Regions from separate parts of the Homo sapiens genome. Here region 2 is linked to region 1. A link is an interaction called in ENCODE POLR2A ChIA-PET data of the cell type or tissue named here. Cell type or tissue: Panc1. All regions are shown on one strand. Each heading gives the region's core, and the rest is flanking DNA. Links, peaks and the distances in the headings are about the cores only.

The links. ChIA-PET counts read pairs that join two places held together with the same protein. Peaks named below come from ENCODE experiments on the same cell type or tissue, not always from the same donor. Only the 100,000 strongest peaks of a DNase experiment are listed, where the experiment ranks them.
Region 2: POLR2A ChIA-PET joins it to region 1 with 20 read pairs; 10 of 35 experiments call an interaction of 5 or more read pairs at or near these places.

What each region holds. Positions count from the first base shown.
Region 1 is chr17:40,065,368-40,072,137 of GRCh38, forward strand. The region is part of intron 1 of THRA (thyroid hormone receptor alpha); the gene reads left to right. Among named protein-coding and RNA genes, the nearest start is that of THRA, 5.8 kb to the left of the region's middle. RefSeq lists an enhancer at 5,531-6,136. In Panc1, for the core only: CTCF peaks have their summits at 4,657 and 4,871; no DNase peak of the experiment used is centred there; H3K4me3 peaks cover 1,244 bases; H3K27ac peaks cover 2,291 bases.
Region 2 is chr17:40,169,668-40,176,437 of GRCh38, forward strand. CASC3 (CASC3 exon junction complex subunit) reads left to right here. Exons shown (of 14, transcript NM_007359.5): 14 at 780-2,504. Among named protein-coding and RNA genes, the nearest start is that of RAPGEFL1, 4.4 kb to the right of the region's middle. RefSeq lists an enhancer at 6,682-6,770. In Panc1, for the core only: no CTCF peak of the experiment used is centred there; no DNase peak of the experiment used is centred there.

The sequences.
Region 1 (6,770 bases), core at 2,458-4,957:
CTTTCCTTAAGAGGCCATCGGCTGGCGAGTGTCTGTGTGAGTGATATGTACTTTTGACTTGGAATTTCTCTCTAACTCTGTCTCTCTGTTGCTCTGTCTTGCAGTGTCTGATTCTCCCTCTCTCTCTCCTTGTTTCTCTGCCAGTCTGTAACTCTCTCTCACCCTGTTGCTACCCCCGATCTACCCCTGTCCTTGTCTCAGAGCTGGGGACTGGCAGCAATGTTCTTCATACTTTTCCAGTTGTTAATACCCAAGCTCCGCCCCTCTGCCCCCCCTGCGCAGCCTCTGGGGTCAGCTTGAGGTTGGGGTGGGGGGCGGGGGGCTCAGCTGGCTGCTCAGGACTTCCTGCACTTCCTTAGTGCCGCAGCTGTGGCCAGCAAGTTTTAGGGGCTGGGAATGGGGGAAGGGGGGGGGGGTCAGCCACTGCCCATGCTGACCCCTCGGGCCTGCATGTCTGGAGACACCAGTTCTGTGGGCACCCTCAGGGTGCAGGCTGCAGCCAGCTAGCAGCTCTTAAACAAGCCATGAAGAGGCTCCCCCCACACTGGCCCAAGCTGGAAAAGAACCGCCCCCATGGGCAGTGGCGGGAGCTGGCAGGACCCTGCTGAGTTGGGTCCACTGCAGGGCTCACAATGGCCTTTCTCCACACCCCTGGCAGCTGAGGCCCACCTCAGAGATGCCCAACAGCTGTGTCCTTTTTGCCCAGCCTCAGGGCCTGGTTCTGAGGGCACAGCTGCCTAGACTAAGTATGTACTAAGCGAGGCCCTCCCACCCGTGAGTGCAGGTTCCAGCCTAGAAGGGGTACCTCTTCTGGAGAGGGAATTTGAGGAGGGGGAACTCAGGCAGGAGACATCGAGCCCGGGGGCACCAAGCACTTCTCGCTATGCTCCCCTCTAGCCTTGGACTATTTGGAGGTGGAGGCACTTGGCAGAGAACCCACAGGGCAGCTACAGAGGGGAAAGACTGAGGCTTGGTCTCAGGGAACACATAGCTGGATGAAAGAACAAGGCATTGGGCCGGGCACAGTGGCTCACACCCGTAATCCTAGCACACTGGGAGGCGGAGGCAGGCAGATCACCTGAGGTCAGGAGTTCAAGACCAGTCTGACCAAGATGGTGAAACCCCATCTCTACTAAAAATACAAAACTTAGCTGGGTGTGGTGGCGGGGTCCTGTAATCCCAGCTACTCAGGAGGCTGAGGCAGGAGAATCGCTTGAACCCAGGAGGTGGAGGTTGCAGTGAGCTGAGATTGTACCACTGCACTACAGACTGGGTGACAGAGCGAGACTCCGTCTCAAAAAAAAAAAAAAAAAAAAAGAAAAACAAAAAAGAACAAGGCATTATCTATCAAGCAGGTGATATACCATCACAGCTAAGAACAGAGATGATGGTGATGATCATGACGGCCATGATTGACCTGGACTGCCTAGGTCTGAATCCCAGCTCTGTCACTTGCTGGATGTGTGACTTTGAGCAAGCGATTTAACTTCCCCGTTGCCTCATCTGTAAATTGGGGATGATCATATCTACCTCATTTAGCTTTTTTGAGGAAAAATGTTTTTAAAAGTGCCTAGTTCATAACAAACTGTATATGTGAGCGGTTGTGATGGGTGAAGGAAGCTGTGGGCCTGGGGTCTCCCAGATTTCTTAGAGAAGCTTCGTGGAGAATTGGGTCTCCTAGACATCAGTGAGACTGGGGCCTGGGGCAGTGGGTCTCCAATTTCCAGCCTTCTCACCGTCATGTAATCTTTTCCTCCCAGACAAATTTTTGCAGCCTGGAATGAGTGTATGGGAAAGAGCCCAAGGCAGGCCCCTCTGCCCCACCCTCCTTTGACCCTCGCCCTTCAGCTTACAAGGAGCCCTTGGCCCCTCAGCCTGGGACACACCCCACCAGCTAGGGGCACCTGCATAAATCTTTGGGCATCACTGCATCTCTGTTCAGGGTCTGAGCTCTGGGGGTGGGAGAGAGAGAACAAGGAAAGCCGTCCCCTCTCTTATGTGTGGGCTCAAAGAGGAGGCAGTGCCCTTCCTCCCTCCTGGGAGCCCAGCATTGGTCAACCAGGACCCAGCTCTGGCTGATAGGCACCAGATTCCCCTGCCCTCCATGGAGTGGTACTTAGTGTGAAAGGTGGTGGCAGAGAGAAACTGAAGCACTGAGTAATGACCAGTGTGGTGGGCACAGCACTTTGAGATCCAGCATCTGTCCTGGGTTGCCTCTTTGCCTTTGTGAGTCTGGTGATCAGGATCCCCTCTCCAAACCCCTTTTATTTAGCCCTGCCCCTCAAGGTGAAGGAAGGACAATGGGAGGATACCCTGTAGGGGTGACGGGAAGCCTTTGGAGTGGGAACCAATCTCAACTCTAGTTCTCGGCTGGGCACAGTGGCTCATGCCTGTAATCTCAATATTTTGGGAGGCCAAGGCGGGAGGATCACTTGAGGCCAGTAGTTCATGATCAGCCTGGTCAACATAGTGAGACCCCATCTCTAAAAACAACTTTAAAAAGTTAGCCAGGTGTGGTGGCGCATGCCTGTGTTACCAGCTACTTGGGAGGCTGAGGCCGGAGGATCGCTTAAGCCTGGAAGGTCGAGGCTGCGGTGAGCTGTGATTGTGCCACTGCACTCTAGCCTGAACAACAGAGTGAGACCCCCCACACACACATCCTCTCAAAACAGACAGAAAACAAAACAAAAAACCCAACTCTAGTTCTCATGGCTGCAAAGGTGTCTAGGGGACTTTGGAGAACTGTTGTGTCTCTTGGGGAGGGAGGCAAGCATGACCGTGGTGGGAAGATCACTGGCTGGGAGTTGGGAGGCCTGGCTGTTGACATTCACTAGTCGTATGACTTTGGGCCTGGGTTTTCATTATCTAGAGACAATGGTTCCTGTCTCACTCAGGTTGAGGGCAAATAACACAAGGTGGGATGACCCCTGTGTTCAATCCATGTTGCATCCTGGCATGGTGAGCAATGCCTGTGGATTCTCCTTTTTTCCCAGGGCCTGGCACATGCCAGGGTGGGGCATACACATGCTGCCTGGAACCAGAGACAGTTCTCAGTCTCTCACTGAAGTATCTGGGGCTGGTGTGTGGTGGGGGCACATGTGGTTCCACCTTGGTGTCACTTGGCAGGCCAAAGCTGGGGTCATAGGGACCTCCCTCCGGTATGCCATTGCGTGAGGTGGTCCAGAGGGAGGGTCAGAAGTTTGCTGGGTAGACAAGGGAAGCAAGATGGGTGTTACTGGTGCCCAGGAAATACTATCCTTGCTTCGCTGTTTTGGGGGTGGGCATTAAAGGTTGATACCAAAGCCTCAGCCATGCCCCTCAGCAGTGGCCAAGAGCAGAATGATTGGACCAAGCCCCTGGCCCACCTCCTCCTCCTCCTCTTTTCCTCTTCTAAAGAAGAGATCGGCTCTTGGCTCCCAGAGCCCCAGCTGCCTGTTTCTTTTTCTCTTTTACCAGGCATGGGGGTGGGGAAACAGGGGAACCGAGGCTTTGGTGTCTTTCGGCATTTTTGTACACATCAGTGAGTGGGTGTGTTGTGCACGCATCCATGTGAGAGTGTTTTTGTGCATGTGTGGGCTGGGGAGGGCTCTGAATATCTCCTGGAACGGTACCCAGAGCCCTGTGGCTCTGCGCATGCGGGGTGAGTGTGTGTGTCTGCACGTGTCCGTGTGTGTGCCGGAGACTCAGCTGCATTCACGCGCGCGCTCTCTCCCTCCCTCTCTCCCTCCCTCTCTCTCTCCCTCCCTCCCTTCCTCTTCCCTCTCCCTCTCTCTCTCCCCCTCCCCCTCTCTGTCTCTCCCTCCTTCTCTCCCTCCCTCTCTCTCTCTCACACACACACTCTCAATCTTTCTCTCTTCCCTCCCCCTTCCTCCCTCCTTCCTATTCCCTCCCTCCTCCCTTTCTGTCCCTGTCTCTCTGTCTCTGTCTCTGTCTCTCTCTCTCTGCCTCTGCCAGTTCTGCTTGGTTAGGGGCTAGCTCCAGCCTCTGGGGTGCCTGGGAGAACATCCCTCCCTTTCTTTCCCCCTCCACCATTCCCTCCCCTCCTAGGCCATGCTCTTCAGGGCTTGCAGGCAACTTCTTCTACTGCCTTAGATGAGGGAGTGAGGAGGGAGGACCCCAAGCCTTGTGCCCATGGTGCCATCTGCAGCAAGTGCCTTGGCCCCGTGACATTCATGCCTCCAGCATTCAGCTGCCCCAGCTCCCAGCTCCAATTACCCGCTGGCTGCTGGGGGAGGGTGGGGAGAATGTGCCGTGCCCAGCTTGGGGGTGCTCCTGCTTCTGCTTTCTTGGCTACTTGGATCTCCTGCCTCCATTCCTGAGGGGAATTGGGCAGGGGGGGCGTGAAGTTCTGTGGGCTGATAAGGAGGGGCTGAGTTCTCCAGCATGGGTGTGGGCATGACCACCCACCAGTGGTCATGGGGGATGGATGTGACCTGGGAGGAGACCTCCAGACCTGGGCACCCACCTTGATGCCTGGCTGGAGCTGGCCCGGGCAGGAGGAGGGAGAGGAGAGCAGCAGGTGGGTGAGGCTATGGGGGAGCCGAGTGGGAAGCAGTCTTTGATGTTAATACTGGGCATCTGGCCCAAGTCAAGGCTGCTGTTTATGTCTTTCTGTCTCTGACCTGCAGGGGGGGTTTCCTGTTATATTCTTTTGGGGCGGGGTGGGGAGGATCCTTTGTTTAAGTAACCAATCTCCCCCTTATGAGGATCCCCACCCCATCTCCCATTCTCTAGCCTCTAAGGTCCCACAGTGGCTAGGTGATGAGTCACTGCCCCCCAGCTCCAGAACCTGTCTCCTGGGGGCCCAGTGAGAGCTCACCAAGGGGTGCCGCCTCCCCTCCTCCCGTCTCCCCCATGCCTGCCAGGCTGGGGCCCTGAGTCTGTGTGTACTCCTCTGCCACATCACACCTGCCAAATAGTACCTTCCTTCCCGCCTTCACTCCTCCTCTCCTTCCTGGCACTAGGATAACAGAGAGTTGGGTGGGGCAGCCCTGCTCAATCCATACCTGAGAATAGAACAGGGGGTATGGGAAAGGACAGGGAGTCCCGGTCCTAGAGAGGCCTCTGCCCCTCAGCATGGGGGCACATGTCGCTGCTGCAGCACTGCCACCACCACAGACTCCCAGGGGCCCTTGGTGTGGGTGGCTGCCTGTGGTGCCCGTGTTGGCATGGGGGGCAGTGCTGCCCATAGACGCCTGTGCCCATGCATGCCCATTTATGTGTCTGGGCCACGGTGGCCGCCCCGGCCCCTCAGCATCGCCCTTCCTGGCTCCCATGGTGGGAGGCTGGGTGATCAGGAGTGGGTGGTGGGGGAGGGATCTCCCCCCACCCTAGCAGCAGGCAGAGGGGAAGGGGAGAGGGAGGTGTGAACCTACCCACAGAACTATTAATAGCCCACATGCCAGGCCACCAAGAACCAGCTGTCACCGTGGAAACCATTCCTACGCCCCCCTCCCCCCAGCCTGCATGGGGTGGGACTTAGACAGGGTACGAAGCCCCCCACCCATCTTTCTTTGTTACCTTTCTCTCTTTGTCTCCCCTCCTTCATGTGTCTCTCCTCCCTTTATCTGTCCTCCTTTCTACCTCACCCCTTCTCCCCATCCCCCATCTCTGGCTCCCCTTTCTTCCTCTCCCTCTACTGCCTTGTCACCCCTAGCTCTACCCCAGCCCTGTCCCATTTCTTTGTTCTTCCCCCTCCTCCCTTCTTCCCTCTTTCCCCCACCAGCCTTTTTACCCCTCCTCCCATCTTTCCACCCTTTTCTCAGCCGCCCCGCATGTACGTGTCCCTGTGGCTGGCAAGGAGGGCTGGGCTTTCTTCAGAGCACTAAGGACAAAGTTCAGGGGCCCCAGAAAGGTGGGGCCAAAGCCCAGAGCAGATACGCAGGAGGGTTAATGCGGGTAGTATTGGGGGTTAGATCCTGGGGACAGAAACTCCCCTCTGGCAGCCCCAGGAGTCCTTTGGGGGTGTCCTCAGATATACAGGACTGCAGAGTGGGACGGCTCGGCAGTGGGAACCTGGCGGGGCGCCCGTGGATGCCGCATTGGCCCCGTGTCCCTGTCCCCCCATGGCAGAAGTACTTAAGCTTAATGAAATGCTTCCCCCTCCACGGGCACTTTGCCTACACTGCCTCCCAGCAGCTCTTATCTCACAAGGAGGGAGTGGGTGGCCAGGCCAGCCGACAGGTGGGTCTTGCTGTCCTGCTGTCCAGCCTGGGCACAGAACCCCATAGCTCCGCCCCCTCGGCCTCCTTGGGGCAGGGCCTCCCTCGCCTCTGCAGAGGAGGTACCAGGAAGGAGTTTGGGGAGTTAAGCTGGACTCTGGAGGAGGGGTGAGAGGCTGCCCTTCAGGGTGGGTACCCCTGCCCCATGCCCCTTACCCGCTGACCTTTTTCTGTCCGTGGCTAACACAGGCTCATGTGGTATGTGTCTCCCCACATGCTGGGCCCTCTGCCTCGCCTCTGTATCACCCCAAAGGCCCAAGTGTGTCCCTGGAGAGATGCCAAGGAGTCCCCAGGGGTTCCAGCCTCTTTCTGGGTACCCAGTGAGGGTGCCCTAGGCAGCAAGGGCAGCACCTTGCTCCTCTGCCCACTACCAGGGGCTGACTGTAGCTGGGCTGCACTGCCCAGCACCAGGGCACCATTCAGTTCAAAAGAGGGGTGGGGCAGAGAGCGAGTCTGCCCCTCCCCCCAGTGGGCACGTGCAGGCCCTTGGCAGTACCCAGACACATTTGGAGTTAAGGCTGGGCAGGAGAGAGGGATGGGGAAATAAAC
Region 2 (6,770 bases), core at 2,242-4,741, 100 kb after region 1:
TGCACAACTTACTGTGAATATTGTTAAAACTAATGCTCACACTTGCTTAATAAACAAAAATCACTTAATTAATGCTTTTTTTTTTTTTTTTTTTTTTTTTTTTTTTGAGACGGCGTCTCAGTCTGTTATCCAGGCTGGAGTGCAGTGGTGCAATCTCGGCTCACTGCAACCTCCATCTCCTGAGTTCAAGCGATTCTCTTGCCTCAGCCTCCTAAGTAGCTAGGATTACAGGCACGCACCACCACACCTGGCTAATTTTTGTATTTTTAGTGGGAATGGGGTTTCACCATATTGGCCAGGCTGGTCTTGAACTCCTGACCTCAGGTGATCCACCTGCCTTGGCCTCCCAAAGTGTTGGGATTACAGGTGTGAGCCACCCCACCCAGCCTCTGATTAATGCTTTAAGTTATAATAATCATGGGATATCTCAGGAGGCTTAAAGGAGTCCTGAAATTTGCCAGTTTGTTTGTTTGGCAAGTGTATTGGGCAGGGTTGAAGTAGAAACGATTGTTAACATGACAGTTTTCAATTGGGAAGCTACAAGGAAAAAATACAGGAAGGCAGTCAAGGAAAAGGGAAATCTAAATTTGAGATGTTATAGCAGAAAAAACCAGTTCTAAAGATCATAGAGGAGAAGGACTGGGGGTTTTGTTGCTTTTGTTTAAGGACATTACTTAAAACACATTATTTAGAAGTGTGGCTTTTTGAAAACAGCTTGTGAATGCCCAGAAGGCCCACTAACACTTTGGTGGTTCTTCCCTTTTTCCAACCCCTGTCAGAGCAGCAGAGGTGAGAACTCAGAAGAGAAATACAGCTGGCTATCTACTACCAGAAGGGCTTCAAAGATATAGGGTGTGGCTCCTACCAGCAAACAGCTGAAAGAGGAGGACCCCTGCCTTCCTCTGAGGACAGGCTCTAGAGAGAGGGAGAAACAAGTGGACCTCGTCCCATCTTCACTCTTCACTTGAGTTGGCTGTGTTCGGGGGAGCAGAGAGAGCCAGACAGCCCCAAGCTTCTGAGTCTAGATACAGAAGCCCATGTCTTCTGCTGTTCTTCACTTCTGGGAAATTGAAGTGTCTTCTGTTCCCAAGGAAGCTCCTTCCTGTTTGTTTTGTTTTCTAAGATGTTCATTTTTAAAGCCTGGCTTCTTATCCTTAATATTATTTTAATTTTTTCTCTTTGTTTCTGTTTCTTGCTCTCTCTCCCTGCCTTTAAATGAAACAAGTCTAGTCTTCTGGTTTTCTAGCCCCTCTGGATTCCCTTTTGACTCTTCCGTGCATCCCAGATAATGGAGAATGTATCAGCCAGCCTTCCCCACCAAGTCTAAAAAGACCTGGCCTTTCACTTTTAGTTGGCATTTGTTATCCTCTTGTATACTTGTATTCCCTTAACTCTAACCCTGTGGAAGCATGGCTGTCTGCACAGAGGGTCCCATTGTGCAGAAAAGCTCAGAGTAGGTGGGTAGGAGCCCTTCTCTTTGACTTAGGTTTTTAGGAGTCTGAGCATCCATCAATACCTGTACTATGATGGGCTTCTGTTCTCTGCTGAGGGCCAATACCCTACTGTGGGGAGAGATGGCACACCAGATGCTTTTGTGAGAAAGGGATGGTGGAGTGAGAGCCTTTGCCTTTAGGGGTGTGTATTCACATAGTCCTCAGGGCTCAGTCTTTTGAGGTAAGTGGAATTAGAGGGCCTTGCTTCTCTTCTTTCCATTCTTCTTGCTACACCCCTTTTCCAGTTGCTGTGGACCAATGCATCTCTTTAAAGGCAAATATTATCCAGCAAGCAGTCTACCCTGTCCTTTGCAATTGCTCTTCTCCACGTCTTTCCTGCTACAAGTGTTTTAGATGTTACTACCTTATTTTCCCCGAATTCTATTTTTGTCCTTGCAGACAGAATATAAAAACTCCTGGGCTTAAGGCCTAAGGAAGCCAGTCACCTTCTGGGCAAGGGCTCCTATCTTTCCTCCCTATCCATGGCACTAAACCACTTCTCTGCTGCCTCTGTGGAAGAGATTCCTATTACTGCAGTACATACGTCTGCCAGGGGTAACCTGGCCACTGTCCCTGTCCTTCTACAGAACCTGAGGGCAAAGATGGTGGCTGTGTCTCTCCCCGGTAATGTCACTGTTTTTATTCCTTCCATCTAGCAGCTGGCCTAATCACTCTGAGTCACAGGTGTGGGATGGAGAGTGGGGAGAGGCACTTAATCTGTAACCCCCAAGGAGGAAATAACTAAGAGATTCTTCTAGGGGTAGCTGGTGGTTGTGCCTTTTGTAGGCTGTTCCCTTTGCCTTAAACCTGAAGATGTCTCCTCAAGCCTGTGGGCAGCATGCCCAGATTCCCAGACCTTAAGACACTGTGAGAGTTGTCTCTGTTGGTCCACTGTGTTTAGTTGCAAGGATTTTTCCATGTGTGGTGGTGTTTTTTGTTACTGTTTTAAAGGGTGCCCATTTGTGATCAGCATTGTGACTTGGAGATAATAAAATTTAGACTATAAACTTGGCTCCCTTGCCAGTGTTTTGCATGAGTCTTGATTTGGGAGGGAGGGAAGAGGACTCCCTAATTCCCCCACAGGGTCACGGTCACAACTCAGGTCAGCCCAAGTTGTGAAACAGAAGCCCAGAGAGATGAGGAGCCCCTATGAGGCCATAAATGTGTCTGCACTCCCCATCAGTTATCTTTTTTAACCACATAGATCACCAGGATGTCATGCCATCCCTTAGATTGGAAGTGTCAGGGACAGAAAAGTAGTGAGATGCTGGTTATTCACATGAGCATCTAGTATCCTTTATGGCTTCCTTTGTGTTTGGCAAGTAAGTTTCCCAAGGTAATATGCCATCAGATGTCAATATAACTATACCAAGTCCTGGGTTGGGGGGAAGTACAGGTAGCTAGCTTTCTTGAAAAGTGAAGATGCTGCTGGCCACCGTGGCTCACGCCTGTAATCCCAGCACTTAGGGAGGCCGAGGTGGGCAGATCTCGATCAGGGAGATCGAGACCATCCTGGCTAAACAGGGTGAAACACTGCCTCTACTAAAAATACAAAAATAGCTGGGAGTGGTGGCGGGTGCCTGTAGTCCCAGCTACTTGGGAGGCTGAGGCAGGAGAATGATGGGAACCCGGGAGGTGGAGCTTGCAGTGAGCCGAGATTGCGCCACTGCATTCCAGCCTGGGCGACAGAGTGAGACTCCGTCTCAAAAAAAAAAAAAAAAAAAAGGAAAAGTAAAGATGCTGACACTAAAGTATTCAGGACCACACAGTCTTAGAGAGACTATCAGCTCAGGTAAGGGGAAGGGAATTTGTGTGTGTGTGTGTGTGTGTGTGTGTGTGTATTTTTAGTAGAAATTTTTGTATTTTTTGTACAACAAATTTTGTATTTTTAGTAGCAATGGGGTTTCACCATGTTGGCCAGGCTGGTCTTGAACTCCTGACCTTAGGTGACCCACCTGCCTTGGCCTCCCAAGGCCAAGTCTGAGTCTGTGTTCTTAATGTCCTTGCCAGTGGCTCTCCACCCTACCAGATCCAAAGTCACTTTTTTTTTTTTTTCTGAGACGGTCTTGCCCGTCACCCAGGCTGGAATGCAGTAGCACAATCATAGGTTGCTGTAACTTGGAACTCCAAGGTTCAAGCAATCTTGCCACAGCTTCCCAAATAGCTGTGACTACAGGCCCACACCACCATGCCCAGCTAATTTTTGTGGTTTGTTTTTAGTAGAGACGAGGTCTCAGTGTGTTACCCAGGCTAGTCTGGAACGCCTTGGTTCAAATGATCCTCCTGTCTTAGCCTCCTAGAGTGCTGGGATTACATGTGCAAGCCACTACACCCAGCCCCAATGTTCCTTTCTTATAACAAATATTTTGCAACACTAATATCCCAAAGTGAAATGGACAGATAACATAACCTGCCTGGACACATGATTTCAAAAAACAAATCAACTGTGGGTCATAATTCAGTTTACCTAGTCCACTTGGCCTTTGATGCTTAGAGGGCAGTTCCTACCTTTGAAGTGACTTTTTCCTCTAGGTCCTGGGTGGGATGGAAGTTTACTACAGAAGCTATCTCTGGTATGGGAGAGCAACTTTCATATGGAGCTGGCAGCATTTGTTGGGTTTCACAAATCCATACACGGGAGGCATAGATATCATAGTACATCTTTTTTTTTTTTTTTTTTTTTTTTTTGGTCTTGCTCTATTGCCCAGGCTGGAGTGCAATGGCACAATCGTGGCTCACTGCAGCTTTGACCACCTGGGCTCAATCAATCCACCCACCTCAGCCTCTCAAGTAGCTGAAACCACAAGCATGCACCACCACACCTAGCTAATTTATTTTTGTAGAGATAGGGTCATTGAATTCCTGGGCTCAAGTGATCCCGCTGTCTGGGCTTCCCAAAGTGCTGGGATTACAGGCTTGAGCTGCTGTGCCCAACTATTGTACATCTTATAAAGACAGATGGGACTTCCCCCATATCTTGGTGCTGGTGCCACAGCCAGAGGACTGTGACTTTTCTGAGCCCCGTCCCTAATTCCTTTTTTTTTTTTAGACTGAGTCTCACTCTGTCGCCCAGGCTGGAGTGCAGTGGCACGATCTCGGCTCACCACAACCTCCACCTCCCGGGTTTAAGCGATTCTCCTGCCTCAGCCTCCCAAGTAGCTGGGGTTTACAGGCGCCCGCCACCATGCCCCACTACTTTTTTTCTGTATTTTTAGTAGAGATGGGGTTTCACCATGTTGGCCAGGCTGGTCTCAAATTCCTGGCCTCAGGTGATTGGCTCAGCTTGGCCTCCCAAAGTTCTGGGATTACAGGCGTGAGCCACCACGCTGGGCCCCTAATTCCTCTTTAAATCATGTCAGTTTGCTTCTCTTCCCCACAATGTGATGGGTGACTGTAGGCCTGATCTCCTGGGGTTATGAAAAAATGCCATCCAGCCTTGGGGGTGGGTTACTGGCAGGAGGTTTGAGTGTTGGATGCTTCCCCTTTACCCTTGCCTCTTGCTTCCCTAGTCCTTCAGTTAGACCCTATTGCTCTCTCTGTTGCCCTGGTAACCAGCTCTGCAAGAAGAAACTCAAGCTCAGCAAAGCCCCCAGGTTCTCTCTATCCTCCCAGCCTGCCTCTGGGTGGGCAGAAAGAAGAGGGTGTGTAAGCAGCAGACAGATAGCCTGAGGTGGCCCTGCCCAGTCCCCTTGTAGAAGCCCATGGGCTCAAAAAAAGCTCAAAGCTTTTTCGCCCCCATCTCATAGTTGTTATTCATACCACCCTGCCTTCCTCTTTATTTCTTCCATAAGCGGGTGCAAATGCTCTGCCAGCTCTCTTCCCCTTCAGGGTCAGCGCACAGACCTGCTACCTTGTAGGCAACTCGGAGCACCAAAGACTTGGAATTCCAAAGTCAGCTCCCAGCATCTGCAGCCCACTTGGGTTGACTGTCCGTCTAGGGCAGTGATTTTCAATCCTGGCCATTTGTGTCATGTGAGGAGCTTTTTAAAAAATACCATAAGCCTTCGCCCTGGTTCAGAAATCTGATTTAATTGGTCTGAGATATGGCCTAGGCATCAGTTTTTTTTTTGTTTGTTTGTTTTTTTTTTTTTTGAGACAGTCTTGCTCTTGTTGCCCAGGCTGGAGTGCAGTGGCATGATCTCGGCTCACTGCAGCCTCCACCTCCCGGGTTCAAGCGATTCTCCTGCCTCAGCCTCCTGAGTAGCTGAGATTACAGGCACCAGCCACCATGCCCAGCAAATGTTTGTATTTTTAGTAGAGACAGGGTTTCACTATGTTGGCCAGACTGGTCTCGAACTTCTGACCTCATGTTGCACCCTTCTCGGCCTCCCAAAGTACCGGGATTATAGGCGTGAGCTGTTGCACTTGGCCAGTATTTTTTTTTTTTTTTTAATATGGAGTCTCTCACCCAGGCTGGAGTGCAGTGGCATGATAACAGCTCACTGCAACCTTCACCTCCCAGGTTCAAGCAATCCTTCTACCTCAGCCTCCAAAGTAGCTTGGATTACAGGTGTGTGCCACCATGCCCGGCTAATTTTTTTTGTATTTTTAGAAGTGGGGTTTCACCATGTTGGTCAGGCTGGTCTTGAACTCATGACCTCAAGTGATCTGCCCGCCTTGGCTTCCCAAAGTGTTGAGATTACAGGCGTGAGCCACCAAGCCCAGCCAGCATCAGTATTTCTGAGAAGCTTCCCTGTGATTCCAGTGTGTAGTCAGGGTGAAAACCACTGCCACTCCAGGAGGACCATGACTTGATGCTGGCTCTCCTCACTGATTCAAAATGTTGAACTTAGTCTCTGCCTGACATCCTTGAGCATTTGGGGGAGTACTGGGGTCCTGTGTCCCAAGCTTCTAGCTTCCAGAAGTCTCTCAGTCTGTTTTATTTTCAACCCCCTACACCCTTCACACTCCCCAATTCGCCCTTCCTAACCAACAATTCCCAAATCCTGCCCAGAGAGAAGGTTACCAAGGCAACCGGCTTAATCTGGTAACTGTGGCATGTGCTGGGAGAGAAGCCCTTCCCTCTTCCTATTCAGTTCATAAAATGCTACCTGGGGAGCTCCAACCCATTCCAGCCACTTTCCCCTTTCAAGCCAGGGGATATTGGAGTGTCCAATAAGGGGAGCACAGGAAGCTGATACTCAGACCTCTAATACAGCTTCTTAGCCAAAATTGTGCGCTGTCTTCTTTTTACTGTTTCCAAATCCACAAACAGATGGGTGTGCAAAGCTTTATTTCTGTGAACACATGCTCTAGCACACATGGGAACAGATATGC